Linked DNA regions of Mus musculus: region 2 is linked to region 1. The links are chromatin loops, found by intact Hi-C in ENCODE. Cell type or tissue: heart. All regions are shown on one strand. Region 1 overlaps Cenpp (centromere protein P). Region 2 overlaps Cenpp (centromere protein P).

Evidence for each region. Hi-C counts contacts between places; a loop is a spot of excess contacts. Peaks named below come from ENCODE experiments on the same cell type or tissue, not always from the same donor. Only the 100,000 strongest peaks of a DNase experiment are listed, where the experiment ranks them.
Region 2: a loop joins it to region 1, with 2.6 times the contacts of the local background. A loop is called at or near these places in 14 of 42 quality-filtered maps.

The regions. Positions count from the first base shown.
Region 1 is chr13:49,465,220-49,473,219 of GRCm38, forward strand. It overlaps Cenpp (centromere protein P), which reads right to left. Exons shown (of 8, transcript NM_025495.3): 6 at 460-539. Among named protein-coding and RNA genes, the nearest start is that of Ecm2, 36 kb to the right of the region's middle. In heart, a CTCF peak has its summit at 3,931 (motif pointing right); DNase peaks (open chromatin) are centred at 1,692, 2,492 and 5,832.
Region 2 is chr13:49,641,116-49,649,115 of GRCm38, forward strand. It overlaps Cenpp (centromere protein P), which reads right to left. Exons shown (of 8, transcript NM_025495.3): 3 at 6,451-6,539; 4 at 111-199. Among named protein-coding and RNA genes, the nearest start is that of Cenpp, 7.6 kb to the right of the region's middle. In heart, a CTCF peak has its summit at 4,217 (motif pointing left); a DNase peak (open chromatin) is centred at 3,906.

The DNA of each region.
Region 1 (8,000 bases):
TGTTGATCCTGGGTCCTGACACACATACAGGCGTGTACAAATATGAAGCCAGGCTGAAGATGAACAGCAGAAGCCTGACAGTGGCTGTGTGGGGTACTTCCAAGGGTCTTAGGTGTAGAGGGGCATCTGTTTTGGTATTTTGGGTTCTCTCTGGACCTTTGGCTTCCTCCTGCTGTCTCTGTCATGCCAGCAGTCACACACCTCTGCCTTCTCTTGGCTGCCCAAGGTCCCTGAGGGGAAGTGTCTCTTTCTGAACCCCAGGCCAGCACTTAGATCCTCCAGCCATGGATACTGTCCTTCCTTCATGGTTATACAGCAGTCTACCTGCCCACTGTTGGTGGTTTCTCCTGTGATGCCACCCACATCTCCACTGGATACTCTTTAGTCCTCTTCAGGTAGCTTCTTAGCCTCTCTTATGGACAGTCCTGGTTCCAGGGGTATCGAGATGCACAGACTTACCCTGGCTGTCTGGTACTGCGGATCTCCATGCAGTGGGAACAGGTACCCTCCAAGAGGTATACAGTATCTGGGTATTTCTCCTGTATGTGAAAATGTTACAGTCAGATCCCTCTAGAAGTAGCATCCTGAAAGCCAAGAGAAACACTTTAGCACCTGAGATGGAAGTGTCACACATGCCATTATTGGTACGGATCCCGTCCATCCTCACAGCTCACGCAGATAAGCTTTTTGTCCTTGACATGGGCTAGCCCCCACCCAGGTGCCCAACTACAGTGGAGGTACCAGGCTCCCACTCTGATAGGGCAAAGCATGTGGTTTGTTAAGAGTCAGCTTCATGGTGAGACCTGTCCTGGATGCAGTGTTCTGTCTGTAGAGAACAGAAATGGGGTGAGTGTCACAGATAAGCAGATACGGTTTCCTCAGTATGAATGACTGCTCCGGGCATGCCTCCATGCTTGTCCACAATAGGATCTAGGAGGCTCTAGCATATCAGAACTGTCATGCATTTATATCACCATGACAGCAAAGTTTGTTTTCCAAGTATCTGATCAGAAGACAAATACAACAGATGACCACTTTTTGTCTTCGCTTGTGCAAAATAGATGATAGGCTTATAGACTAAACTACTGACTTGAGATTGACCTCACCACAAGATTTTAAGGCCTCAAGGCTGATCTTTGAAAGATCCTTCCGTGTATCTTCTCAGTGCCTTAAGACATGTTTCCCAGGGGTGGCCTAAGTCACGCAAGGACTGAGGGGCAGCTGCCCCTGAGGTAGGGCTGAGGCTGGGGGCAGAGCCTTCTGCGAGTGTAGAGACTGGCTAGATTAAAGCAGTTTGGGCTCATCGAAGAAAGTTCCAGGGGGACAAATACGTATCACTACCCTTCAGAGAATACTCCCCCTTGGAAAGCTACTGCTAACATGGGAAGCCAAGGCTGCCAGCGTCTGCATGTAGCCACCAACAAAGAACACATCCAGGCTCCAAAGCAGGGGTGGGCTGGTGTACTTTACAGATAATTACTAATTTCAGCAAAACAAGTTTTTAGAAGGAAAATGTATACCTAAGTGATTTCAGTGGAAAGTGCTGGTTGATGTTAAAACCTCAGACTCTTCTAAATTATTAACAACTGTTCGAAGAATGTAAAGGAGTGTGTGTGAACGTGGCATTTCGGCTTCCAGACTCTGCCTGGCGGCAGCACATGAGACTCAAGGGAGTACTGGGGCTTGGGCTGGCTCCAAGGCGGGGCCTGAGGCTTGGCCTCCAAGCAGGAGGGAGCTGATTTCCACTCCCTGGGCCATACTATCGAATGAGCAAAAGGAAGGCTCAAATTAGATGCTTTCACTAAAAAGTTTACTTAGTTTTTAATGACAAAGACAGAAATGCTGACACTGGGCAGAGGGCAGCCACTCAACCCCATGCTTCTGGAAAGCTAAGACTGCAAGGGCTCCCCTGCACTAAGTTAAGGTTGCTGCATTTCCAGCTTCATTCTTTGCCTGGTCACCTCAACTCCGGAACACAGTGGACAGTTAGGAAGGAACTAAAAGCTGACAGCCTGGGTGGACCCCCAAGAACAGCTATCTTCTTATTATAGATACTAATAAAGTGTTATTCTTAATGACAAGGGCATAGAAGACTGGGGGGAAGGCAGAGGAGCTCTGAAAAATAATCAGACTATGCACTGTTCTTGAAGCTGGGGATCAGCTAGGTTTAAGAGTGACAGGAAATTTGAGTTCTCACTATATTCGACTTTGATAAGGAAGTAGACTAAGCAGGCAGGAAAGAGTTAATTATGGTCCCTGACTTACAAAGTGTATTCCATGAAAACCAGTAAGAGAACAAAAGGTTCATCAGAAACTGTCCACCTGATATGGAAACATAGGTCTCATTCTTCCATCAGTCAAGCCAAAGCCCAGAGAGGGGAAACACCTCTCTCTGGCCAGGCCCTGGAAGGACAATCTTGGACATGTTCTGTCTCATGCACAGGTGTGTTCTTCATGTCACCAGGGGCTCTGGTGTAGAGAGGACAATAGAAGCCTGTGTGTCTGCAGATGTCATCAGGAAGGCTGTGTTATGGAGGTGGCTGTTAGAGAGGCCTCATGCATACTAACCAGCTGTTAGTGCCTCCACTCTAGGGCCCCAGGCTCTCCAGAACGCTGGGCCTGAGGGCCACTGAGGAAGGTTGCAGCCATGAGTTTACTCAGCTGTGTGCCACATGGTAGAATTTGCATGAGGGGGAAAAAACCCAAAAAGCAAAACCCTAAGCCCTGGTGTTTATGATAGATAAATGGATGTGTGTGTGTGCACGCTGGTCATTTGATATCCAGCCCGGCTCATATTTGACACTTAGTACTATGGCACTGGCTGATGGAGTACAGAGGGGCTGTATTTTAACAGGCAGCCTGCCTTGTACTATGCTTCAGCTACAGTGGCTCAATACCATAACATCACCTCCCCTTCAACTAAGTTCCTGCAGCAGCCAATGAACAGGGCAATCCCATGGGCAGTCCGGATGTCCGCAGATGTCAGTTTATCCTGACTTCAGAAGATTATGCCTGAACAATGGAATTTTTTTTAAACCTCATAATTCAAAGTGCACAAATACAGCATAATAAAACAACTAGAACACACAATTTTATATTTCCAAGGCAGTACAATTATACCACTTTCTAATTCCCCCATGTTTTCATTGCTTTGTAGAGAACCTCTCTGGTCTTTAAGTGTCCCCAGCACAGAATTGGCAACCATTAACATATTTTCTGTTATAGATTTCCTGTTACAGATACTTTAGACAAATAGAATCCTATAATATGAACTTTTTCTTGTATCTGTTAACTAGGTACATGGCTTGTTTTTAACCTTGTTTTTGATTTCAAGATAGGGTTTCTCTGTGTAGCCCTGGCTGTCCTAGAACTCTATGTAGACCAGGCTGGCCTTGAACTCACAGAGAGCTGGGATTAAAGTTCTCTACCACCATGCCTGGCTCCATCATTATTTAGAGACAGGGTTTCACACTAGCTCTGTCTGGCCTGGAATTAAACATTTTGTAGAGCAGGATGGCCTTGAACTCAAGAGATTGGCCTGTCTCTGCACCAAAGGTGCTGGAATTAAAGGAGTTTATTGTTAATTCAAAGTATGTGTGTGTATGTACTTATATGTACATATGTGGGTACCTCTGAGGGCAATGACACTGGACCCCTGGAGCTGAAGTTATAGGTAGTGGTAAGCCATGTGATATGAGTGCTAGGAACCAAACTTGGGTCCTCTCTAAGAGCACAGAGCACTACACATTTTTAACTGAGACTTGGTGATTCCCATTTAGCTACTAGCTATGCGTACCAGCAAGCTCCAGAGAGCCTCCTGTCCCTTTCTCGGTGCTGGGATTACAAGTATGCACTTCCATATATGCACAGCTATTTTTATTTAATATATATAGGTATTTCGCCTGTGTGTATGTCTGTGCACCACATGCACTCCTGATGACTGTAGGCCAGGAGAGGGCATCAGATTCCCTAGAATTAGAGCTGCACATGCAGATGGTGGTTAGCTGCCAGATGGGTGCCGTATGGTCAAACTCTTCCTGATTTTTCAGGGACCAATGCCAGGACAACCGGGCTTCTTTATATACAGAACCTTGGGGCTGTGGTAGTGCATGCCTTTAATCCCACACTCAGGAGGCAGAGGCAGGCAGAGCTCTGTGAGTTTGAGGCCAGCTTGGTCTACAGAGCAAGTTCCAGGACAGCTAGGACTACACAGAGAAACCCTGTCTCAGTCCTCCCTCCCCCAAAAGGAACCTCAGCCCTTGTCTCACATCACACAAAAGGTTAAACGAACAGGTGGTTCAGAGATATAATGTAAAGAGCTGAGACTGTGGACCTAGAAAGCCACAGTAGCAAACCTCTGAATCTTACATTAGTCAAAGGTTTATCAGATACAAAGTGAAAAGCAGCGACTACAGGAGAAAGATAAATTGTCTCTTTGGTACTGGTTTCTTCACAATCGAAAACTCTTAAAAGCCATTTTAAAGACACAGGGAAGCCTTATACTAAGTGACAATATTAAAAAAATACGTAAAGAACATCTATAGCTAATAGTAAGATCAACAGCTGAAGTGTTGATGCACACCTATAAGCTCAGCCTTTCTAGTCCATGGAGGTTGAGGCAGGCAGATGAAAGGTTCAATGCCAGCCTGGACTGGTCCTATTTCAAAGACGACAATTCACTTTTAAAGGACTAAGAAAGGATAAAGCCAGTCAAACAAGAATATGGCAAGGAAAGGACCATCCCTAGCTCAAGTGGGAACTTAAGGGTTCCTTGGAAAGTTGGATGGTGTTTTGCTGGGGCAAGCACATGAAAGAACGTTTCACTGAAGCAGAAAAAGGAGAAGAGGCTGTTTTGCTAGAGCAAGCATGTGAAAGGACATGTGCTGAAGGATTCTTTGCTAAGGATAGGCATGTATTGTTCCACCTTACACTGTGTAGTTGAGCTGCATTTGTTGGGGCTCCATACAGAGAAATGTATCAAGACCTTCTGGTGGTGGCTGCAGTTTGTTGCTGCTTCCTTGGACTCGGGCTGATTGGATTCTCGAGTGGAGGCAAGAGCCATGCTTAGGCAAGGCACATGGAGGACACGTGATGTTTGGAAGGTATAAATAGGACTCCATGGAGTGATGAAGAGAGAGGGCTTGACTTGTGTATAGAGCTAGCTGTATAAAGCTCATGGGTCGTTGCTGATCTTAGCTTCCCTCAGAGAGGCACAGCTGAGAACTTCTCCTGGTGTTCCTGTTGCTTCCTCCTGCTGACTTGAGCAGAGGCTGAGGCCTGGCTGTCTCTGCTAGGTCGTGTCACCGCGGTTGCTATCCTGACTAATGAACTGGACTGCTGGTATATCTGTGAATTGTTTGCCACTGCCTGCTAACCTGTGAACTAAACTGCTGATTTCCAGACAACACAACAGGAGTTGCTCCAGGGAAACTTTCTAAACAGGTCCACTTCCCCTGTATCCTTTCTTCCCCACTACCTCTGGCTGGGCTACAAGGGAAGTTTAACACATTTAAGAACCATCATTAAAGATGAGAATTGAAAGAATTAAAGTTACAACTGGTCATTAAGCAAATGCAAATTCAAACCAAAGCCAAGATAACTGATAATGGAGCTTCGATAAGAGTCCCACTCAAACCACAATGACTGCTGTGCCAGCACAGCCTCTGCCAGGGACAATGGGCTTTGGCTCTCAGCTCAGTCGTTTGTTGGCTGGACAATCACTTTTCAACTGTGAGCCTCAGCTGTTGCTTACTTGGAAATAGTTTTGAATTGACAGAAGCTGCATGTGGCTACCGAGCTGATGCTATCAAACTCCTCACCCTGCACACAGTGCCTCCCTCACAAGGACACTTCCCATATGACCAAAACTGAACTGCCCAAACCAGAACGAGTCCCCTTCCAATGACTCAGCTGCTCATACTGTCCCCTCTCTTTGGTCCCTTCAGACTCCAACACAAGCCCTGTATCACATCTTGATGAATTAGGTGCACAAGTTGGCACCTCTGGCAACTGCTATGAGCTTTGTTTCTGATGCTCTCTCTGCATCAGGGGCTGGCTCTCTACCTGTCTACCTAACAGCAGCAGCACCAGTCCCTTGCTCTCTCTGTGACATGTAGCTCATTATGATCACTACTTACCCCGAACCTCATTGTTCCCATCTGTCACAACTTGCTCCTTAGTTCTTACAGGTTCTTGCCCTGGGGGAGGGAGTGCGGGGAACAGGGAGAAACTGGTGCTAAACGTTGTGGCTCATGTTGCACACCATTGCCCTGTTGTGGAAACAACTCTCCAAGAAGCCAATAGGATTAGTAACAGACAGCCTTCTTACAGTTTTGTTACTTAGTTTATACCTCTGAGTGGAAAGAGTAAGAAAAGGCACACTGGGCCACACACTAGCAGCCACTTCTCTGCCTATCTGTGCACACAGATGCTACAAACAAACTTGTATCATCTCTGGTGCACATCTCAGGACACCTCTCCATGTTGCTGAATCACTGACTCTACTCTCTTGACCATTTCTCAAACACCAAAGTGCCTCTGCACCTTTCACCAGACTCTCAGGTCACAAAGGCACACCTGGAGAGGCAATTACAGGGTTAAAAGTGTTAACTTTAACTCGAAAACTCTAAACATCAAGAGTGGACAAGATGTAGCATCCATCTGACAGAGCTTATCTGACTCAGGGCCCAAGGCAAGGCTGGCAGGTACCATGGTCCTTTTAGTCAGTGAGGCAAGTGAATCAGGCTCACACTCCAATGGACTGTTTCAGTGAAAGGTTAGCCATTCTAGAGTAATTTGGAAAAGAGGTCGTATCATCACAATCTTCTGAACTGACAGATCCACCCCCCTCCAGCATCAGAAGTCCATTTTGGAAAATTTCAGATTAGCAGAACCACCAGAGGGAAAGCACAGCACGTACCATCTAACTCAAATGCTGACCTCTGCCCCAGACTGTCAGAATGGACAGCCAGTGTCAGCCTGTAAATCCTTTAATTATACAGAGAATGGAAGAACTGACTGTCTGTGGACTTTAAAGTTACTTTTTCTAGAACTGTCTTTTCAAGTAAACATTCCATTAAGCAATGCAAACAGAGCTGAATGAAGTAGCCTTGTTGCCAGATTACATCCTCCAAACCATATTATACTAACTTTCCTGGACTTGGTCCTGTGACCTGAGACACACACACACACACACAAAACACTGGCCCGGCCATGAAATCTGCACTAAGTCTTCTGGGTTGTAAGAACAATGGGCACAGCTCCACAATGGCTCAGGAAATGTCACACCTCATTCATCTGACTCTCGACAGGGTCCCATGTCATCAGTAGAGTAAGTTGGGTGTTGAGAGAGAGATAGAGAGCTAGCTGCTCAGGACTGTTGCTGGAACCATCCACATAACTGGGATCAGCCAAAGAGGTCATGGTAATGCTGCTTATCCAGAGGGACTTTACAAACATATGCTAAATGTTGCTCAGATAAGCCAACAATTACAACATTCTCCATTCCAAGCTCATATGGGCCATGAACCCAGGAAAGTCACAATGTCATCGCAGCACCAACGCTCATGAGCAAAATCATGAAGCTCCAGGACAGCTCCGTCCAGCCTGGGTGTGATCTGTGGTCATCTAACCCTGTGGACGGCTCAGAACCTCCTTAGGGATTGTTGCCAAACATTTTCCAAGTGCAGAGCCCAAAGGGTGGGCCCTACTCTTAATTTCCTGGTCTCCTCTCCTTTATGCACCTCCTGTCTATACAGATTTCGGAAGAACTGGGGGCGGGGGAAAGGTTGTTAAATTTGTAAGAGATATACTATATTGGAATTACATTACAACAGCATTTCTAAACCGAAGAATTGGGGACTTTTAATAAGAGACAAGAAAGCAAGCATGGATAACCAACTGGTGACACCAGGGTAAAGGAATCGGAGTGACAGCCAATCCTGTGCAAACAAGATGATAGGCTATAGGTCACATCCCATGCCTTCCTGATTTTGTATGGC
Region 2 (8,000 bases), 180 kb after region 1:
GTCCACCTCCAGTTTCAGGGCATCTGACATACTCATGGCAGACATAAATGCAGGCAAATCTTCAATGCACAAAAATAAATTATTTTTTAAAAATTTGTAAAACAGCTCACCTAGATGCAAATTCACTTAATTCTGAATATTCTGTGGGCTCCATTATTATGCTGAGGTCAGTTATAATCGAAGATTTTTTCTCTTTAGTCTAAAATAAAGATAAAAAGTTTATGTTCAAGAGCAGACTATCTCTAAGACAAGAATATTTGAAAATATGCAAATCAAAAATTGACAAGAAATTATAAGATATTGGCTATTTATCAAGTAAATTAAATGATATATTCAGTACTTACTAATACCTAAATTGATTTCCAAATTCATTACTTAAATTGAATATCGACACCATAAATATCAGGAGAAATGAAATTTTATAAACTTCCAACCAAACAAATAATAGGGAAATAACTAGCAAATATAATTACATAAAAATTCAAATTATCTGTAGGGTGGTCATGGTGCATGCCATGGCTGTTCTGGAGCTCACCAGCCTGGCCTCAAACTCACAAAGATCCACCTGCCTCTGCTTCCCAGAGCTGGGATTGAAGGAGTGCATAAGCACGCCTAGTGATATTCCAGAGACAGTCTTACAACTCAAATTTTACAGACAACATAATTAAAAATTGGACAAAGGAGGGGCTGGTGAGATGGCTCAGTGGGTAAGAGCACCCGACTGCTCTTCCAAAGGTCTGGAGTTCAAATCCCAGCAACCACATGGTGGCTCACAACCATCCGTAAGGAGATCAGACTCCCTCTTCTGGAGTGTCTGAAGACAGCTACAGTGTACTTACATATAATAAATAAATAAATCTTAAAAAAAAAATTGGACAAAGGACTTGAATAGAAATTTCTCCAAAGCAATATACAAATAGTAATCTATTGATACATAACATACTATTATCATTGTCCCTTAAATAAATATATATACATATACAAATATGTATATACACATATTACAATATGGATCCTTGTCAACTTTAGCTACGCTGCCAACTTTGAAATAAGGTATCTCAGTTTGGCACTATACAGAAATTGATAGTCATATTGGTCTGAAAATGTTAAATTTAATTTTTCTCATTTGTTAATTGTCAGGGGTTAATACACTGTATTAAACATGTAAGTTCTTACCTATGTGGGTCTCATCAGACTCACAGAGGAAATGATGGACACACCATCACTACCCAGCAGTTCCATTTGACCCTAGTCATACAGCCAAACAAACCCACATAACCACTGGAAACCTTCCCACGAGTGTTTATACAGCAGTAGTCAGAACGTCCAAAAGAGAAAACAACTTCACCAACTGCAGAAATGGGCAAAAAGCAGTACATCTGCATATGGAATATTACTTCTGCCCCACCAAAGTACTAACACATGCTATTACCAAGTGAGCCTTGAAAACATGATAAATAAAAATGAAGGCAGACACAAGAAACCAAATGTCATGTGTTTCCATTTCCATGAAATATTCAAAGTAGGAAATAAATAAAAAGCAGATTAATGCTTCCTTAGGGCTGAAAAAAAGAGGAAAAAATAAAAGGTTTATCTCAATGTAGCTTTATTTTAAAAAATTATCTTAAGGAAAAAAAATAGGATATTGAAGGGTTAACAGCGTGTGTGCCCTTGCAGAGAACCTCCCTTCAGTTCTCTGCACCCTCACGATGAGTCACGGCCTCTTTCATGCCAATTCCACAGGATCCAATGCTGCCTCCTGGACGCCATGGGCACCAAGCACAGACATGGCATACACACACACAAAGTAAAGTAAATAAGTAAGTAAATAAATATAATCTTTAAAAAGAAAACATAGAAAGGCTAGGGGGAAACAAAACTCCCTCTCTCCCTCCCTGCACATGTGCGTGTGTGCGTGTGTGTTAGATTTTGGTCTTTCACTCATCAGCACAGGCAGGTCAGTTTGGGATTCAGTGCCCTAACCTGCACATCTCTTACCAAGTTGTAGTGTGTGTTTAGCCAGCATGAAGCTAACTTCTGCCCTGCCATTGGTCCTGTTAACCATGTCACTTCTGAACTGATAAATAAGGGAAATGGCCTTATAGACACCCCTGACCTTAACATCCTTGCAGTCTGAACAGGTCACTTTTTTCTATCATGTTCTTTTAATAGGAGGTCTCAGCGAATTTTTGTTAACTTAAGAACTAGGAATAGAAATACCTAAGAAAGGAGCCCCAGAATCAGGTGTGGTAGCTCATACCTGCAATGCCAGCATTCCTGAGTCCTGAAGCTGGAGGACTGGCACAAGTAAGTGACCAGCCTGGGCTACATGGTGAGTTCTAAATAAGCCTGGGCTACAGTGTGAGAGACCTTGTCTCAACCTTATCCCTATCAGTTTATCACCAAAAATATTTAGAAAGATATTAATTTTGCAAACTGTATATGCTTTTAAGACAGGAGTCAGTTTCTCATAGGCAGTGAGGGGAAAAGTCTGTGGTTAAACTGCTAGGTGGTCAAATCAGCATGGATAGATACAAAGAATTCAATCAACAGGCAGCATAATGGAAGACAGAGTTGGACCCAGCAACAGATGCAGGGTGAGCAACTTGCAATGGTAGCCAAAGTTAGTGGCAGCCAGCAGATCCAAAAAGGTTGGACACTAATAAAGAAACTTAAACATGGTCAGAAATGGGCTTCAGTGAGCAGTCACTACCATAATTGGGCAAAGAGTATGTGGTCATCATGCAGAGCCTGTTTGCTCCCCTTCTGCTTGGCCCAAGGAGAGAATACCTAGAGAATGAGCAAACTGCAACAAAATTATCTCAGTCTCTGTCCAGTTTCTGTCATAAGCCCTAGAAGCAGCCACTAGACACACAGCTTGGCACTTTCTGCCTTTCTTGAGTTCTCTAACTTTTCTATAATGTCTCATTTTTCCTTAACAAATCTGCTTTACTTTGCTTATTCCTCCTTTGTCTGCCACTTACTTTATCTAACATTGACATGACCCTTAAGAGCTTAAGACACTCCCATCTGGGTTGCACTGCCCCATCTGGGTCACATGGCAGACAAAGTCCATTGTTTTCTTTCTCTGCCTTGATTCTGGAATCTGTTTATATTAATAATCAGGTGCTGTTGAGCATTTAAAAAGTATGCACAGCTTCTAAATTAAAAAAAAAGAAAGAAAGAAAAAAAGAAGAGTTAAGACACTGTTTCAGGTTGACTTTTTGCTACTGTTGATTAGTAGTCAGTCACCTTAGTTCTTGGGTCAAGCCTTTCTGGGCTGAGAGATACCTTCTTTGCTTTCACAAATCTGCACCAACGTGAAAGACAACATATTAAGATTTCAATATTTGGGTTAAAATATTCAAATAAATGGGTTACTTTTAAAGTCTTTCATGATGAAATAATATTCTCTTCATTTAAAAAGTGCTTACTTTTTAGCACTTTTGTTTCAAGGTTAGAAGTTATATAAATACCCTTTAGCATCCTACAAACTCCCACCCATCTGACTTATACTGCAAGGACTATGGGAAGCTGATATTGTGTGCACACTTGTTCTGATGGTCTTAAAACGATTCACAAGCATTCAGTCAACTGGAGGAAATTAATTCTATGTTCCAAACACCTTTGACAAGAATTGCATCAACAGAAGAAATGACTCATACTCTCTACATAGATTTTCCCATCTTTGTTTCAAACATTCTACTAATAGAACTTAAGGGCACTGTGCCAGTTAGTATTATGTCAACTTGACAAAAGCTAAAGCCATCCAAGAGGAGGGAACCTCAATTAAGAGAATGCCTCCATATGATCCAGCTGTAGGCAGCTTTCTTAGTTATCTGTGGGGGAGGGCCCAGACTACTGTGGGCTATGCAACCCCTGGGGTAGTGGTCTTGGCTTCTATAAGAAAGCAGAATGAGCAAGCCGTGCCTAAGCCAGGAAGCAGTTACCCTCCACAGCCTTTCAATCAGCTCCTACCTCCAGGACCCTACCCTGCCTGACTTCCTTCGATGGTGAACAGTGATGTGTAAGTGTAAACCAAACTTTCCTCCTCCAACTTGCTTTTGTCATGGTGTTTTATCACTGCATTAGTAACCCTAAGTAGGACCAGCATTTTGGTTTAAAATTGTAGTAATATTTATTTTGGAAAAATAAGCATTTATAATAAGCATGTTATTTAAATCTTTTAATTTTCTGACAGCTAAATGTCTCCCTCTAGTGGAATGTTTGATTTTAGGGAAAGAATAACCAACACACTGCTGCTCTCTCTGTCTTTATTTTTTTTCCTAGCAATTTTAAATGTAAAAACATATACAACAAGCAGGGTAATGGCAACACACATCTTGAATCCCAGCCCTTGGAGGGCAGAGGCAGGCAGATTTCTGAGTTCAAGGCCAGCCTGGTCTTCAGAGCTAGTTTCAGGATAGCCAGGGCTACACAGAGAAACCCTGTCTCAAACAAACAAAACCAAAAATAAACAAAACCGTTTGTTTTAGGTTTCTTTTCTGTTGCTGTGATAAACAACATTTTCAAAAGCAACTTGTAAGAGAAAAAAAATTTACAATTTCAGGTCACAGTTCATCATGCAGGGAAGTGAGGGCAGGAACTTACCACAGAAACCATGGAGGAATGCTGCTTATTGGGCTGCTCACTGGGCTGTGCTCAGCTGTCTTTCTTATACAGTTCAGGACCATCTGCCTAGGGATGGTGCCACCCACAGTGACATCTACATCATTCAAAACAATCCCCCACAGATATGCTCCCAGGCCAGTATGACCTCAAAATTCTCTCTTCCTTCCCAGTTGATTCTAGGTTGTGTTAAGTGGACACTAAAAATTAACCAGCACAATGGTAAAACCATTTTAGAAGATATCTAAGTTTACCAATCAAATTTTTGTGTACATTTCCATTGACCTAGCAATTCTAATTTTTTAAAGATTTATTTTAAGTATATGAGTGTTTTTCCTACATGTATACCATGTACATTCAGGCAGAAGAGGACATCAATTCTTTGGAACTGTAGTTTCAGATAGTTGTGAGCTATTATGTGATGTCAGAAACTGATCCCAGTTTCAGAGTAACAAGTACTCTAAACTGCTGAGTCATCTCTTCAGTTTCTCACCTAGTAATTGTATAAAAGACTTCTAGTACCTACACAGTAAGTGTGGCAGCACACGACTGGCATCCAAATACTTAGGGGACTGAAGCAGATGGAACATAAGTTTAAGGTCAAGTTGAACAAGGTTCATAGCAAGATTTTATCCCTCTATACACAAACATATAAACTCCACTAAAGTAAAACAAAAACAGAAGATTTCATTTTATCAGAATTCTAAGTAACAAAATTTTAAAAGGCCCTTGTCCCCCTTTTTCCAACCAATAACTATAACTATTGGCAAGGACTATATATCTGATCCCTCAGGTCCTGTTAATTCCACAACTATCTGCAATTCTTTCCAACATCTTACTTGAGAGTGATTCTTTAAGAGTCATAAAATCTAAAAGGCTCAGAGAGACAATGAGTGCTCTCAACAGAGCCAAGGGAAGCCACTTTCTGCAGCACATTATTAGCAAAACCAGGCAGTCATCAAATGCCTGCATAATTTAAAAGTGAACAACAATACAGTCTCTTTGTAGTCTTCCAAAGAATGTTAACAGTTCTTCTCATATCTTTCTGTATCCCTAAAGTACATTTACGCAGAAAAACCTGTTAGCTGTGCCTAACACTTTCTTGCTCTGAATTTCAGTGGCCTATGGTAACAAAAGTATGTTAAAGTGAAGCTAAAATATTTTATTTGAATCTTAAGCAGCCCCACTAATAAGAACACAACTTTTGACATGAAAAATGTAGCAAGATTTTGCTGAAAGGACCCAGATATAGCTGTCTCTTGTGACACTATGCCAGGGACTAGCAAACACAGAAGTGGATGCTCACAGTCAGCTAATGGATGGATCACAGGGCCCCCAATGGAGGAACTAGAGAAAGCACCCAAGGAACTAAAGGGAACTGCAACCCTATAGGTGGAACAACATTATGAACTAAGCAGTACCCCGGAGCTCTTGTCTCTAGCTGCATATGTATCAAAAGATGGCCTAGTCGGCCATCACTGGAAAGAGAGGCCCATTGGACACGCAAACTTTATATGCCCCAGTACAGGGGAACGCCAGGGCCAAAAAGGGGGAGTGGGTGGGTAGGGGAGTGGGGGGGGTGGTTATGGGGGACTTTTGGTATAGCATTGGAGATGTAAATGAGCTAAATACCTAATAAAAATGCAAAAAAAGAGAAAAATGTATTTTGAATCAACAACTGTATTTTGTTCAACTTTGAAACTCCACACTGTATTTTCTTGGTCACATTGGTAATGCTGAGGGTGACACTGAAGTGAATGAAGTGGATAGGAACTGTTTCTCATAGGGAAAAAATCTGTTATCACAGCAAGCTACAGTTACCTCCATTTCCAGAACCTCAAATTCCAGTTGAAATGTCACCATGTTGCAATTTCCTGATAATCTGTGTTTCTGTAGAACTTTCTTTGTATCTATTAATTAGAAAATAAAATACTTTAAAAGAATAGTTTTCTTCAATGCTTTTTTTTAAAGGTAAAATTAGTGTTTTATTTTACTTAAACTAATCCAGCCTGCACTGGTTTATCATGGTACAGTCAAATATAAACATATTTCTACAGATATTAACATAAAAGTACTCTTGGTGGAATCTTCAATATTTTTAAGTGAATATCTACTTGTGTGTAGATGTATGAAAATATATATTAGTAATCACTTTAAAATAGCTGGAAGGGTCTTGTCACAGTAATTGGTCTTACAAAATGGGATTACTAAAAATTTATACTGTCAAGTTCTCAAGTATATCAATACTTAAGAAAAATATACACATACAAAAAATACATGCCGGGCAATGGTGGTGCACACCTTTAATCCCAGCACTTGGGAGGCAGAGGCAGGCGGATTTCTGAGTTCAAGGCCATCCTGGTCTACAGAGTGAGTTCCAGGATAGACAGGCAATACAGAGAAACCCTGTCTCGGAGGGGAAAAAAAAAAGGCATATACCATCAGACCCAGCCTTTATTTTGAATTTTTTCGTGTGTGTGTGTGTGTGTGTGTGTGTGTGCGCGCGTGCGTGCGCGCATGTGTGAGAGAGAGATATACATATGGAAATCAGAGGACAACCTGAGGAATCAGTTTTCTTCCTCCATTATATGGGTTCCAAGAAATGAACTCTGGTCATTATTATAGGCTGGGTGTTAGTGGCTTTATTTGCTGGGTCATCCATCTTGCCTATCTTTTTGAAAATTTTCAATATCATCTCAATGTTTGAATGGGACAGTCTGGTAAGATGGCTTAGTGGGATCAAAACACTTGGCACGAAGCTTAACAATCCAACTTTGATATCTGAAACCCACATAGTGAAAGGAAAGAACCAACTCCAACTCCTTCAATTTGTCCTCTCACTTTGACACAAGTACTTTAGTACATGTGGGTCAACACAAACACATACTAAATATACAAACATAATTTTAAAAAGTAGTAAAAGGGCCAAAACTACAAGATGAATCTTGAATGGAATCTTAAAAATAACATAGGTCCCTTTATTTTGTAGACAAGCAGCTCAGGCTCATATACATACTGTATTTGAATCTAAGTTTTTTTTTTCATTATAAAAGTATACAATAAATATATAGATTGCATATAAGTATAAACAAAAAACTTTACCTTACATACATTTTTTTTTTCGAGACAGGGTTTCTCTGTATAGCCCTGGCTGTCCTGGCTGTCCTGTCCTCTGAAGACCAGGCTGGCCTTGAGCTCAGAAATCCGTCTGCCTCTGCCTCCCAAGTGCTGGGATTAAGGGCGTGCACCACTACTGTCCAGAAACTTACATACTTTTAAATTTTGAACAAATTTTTTTTCATTGCAGTCATGAAGTTTACTTTTCCAGAAAATTGGGAATACACAGAAGCAGGAAGGAAAAGCAAACTACA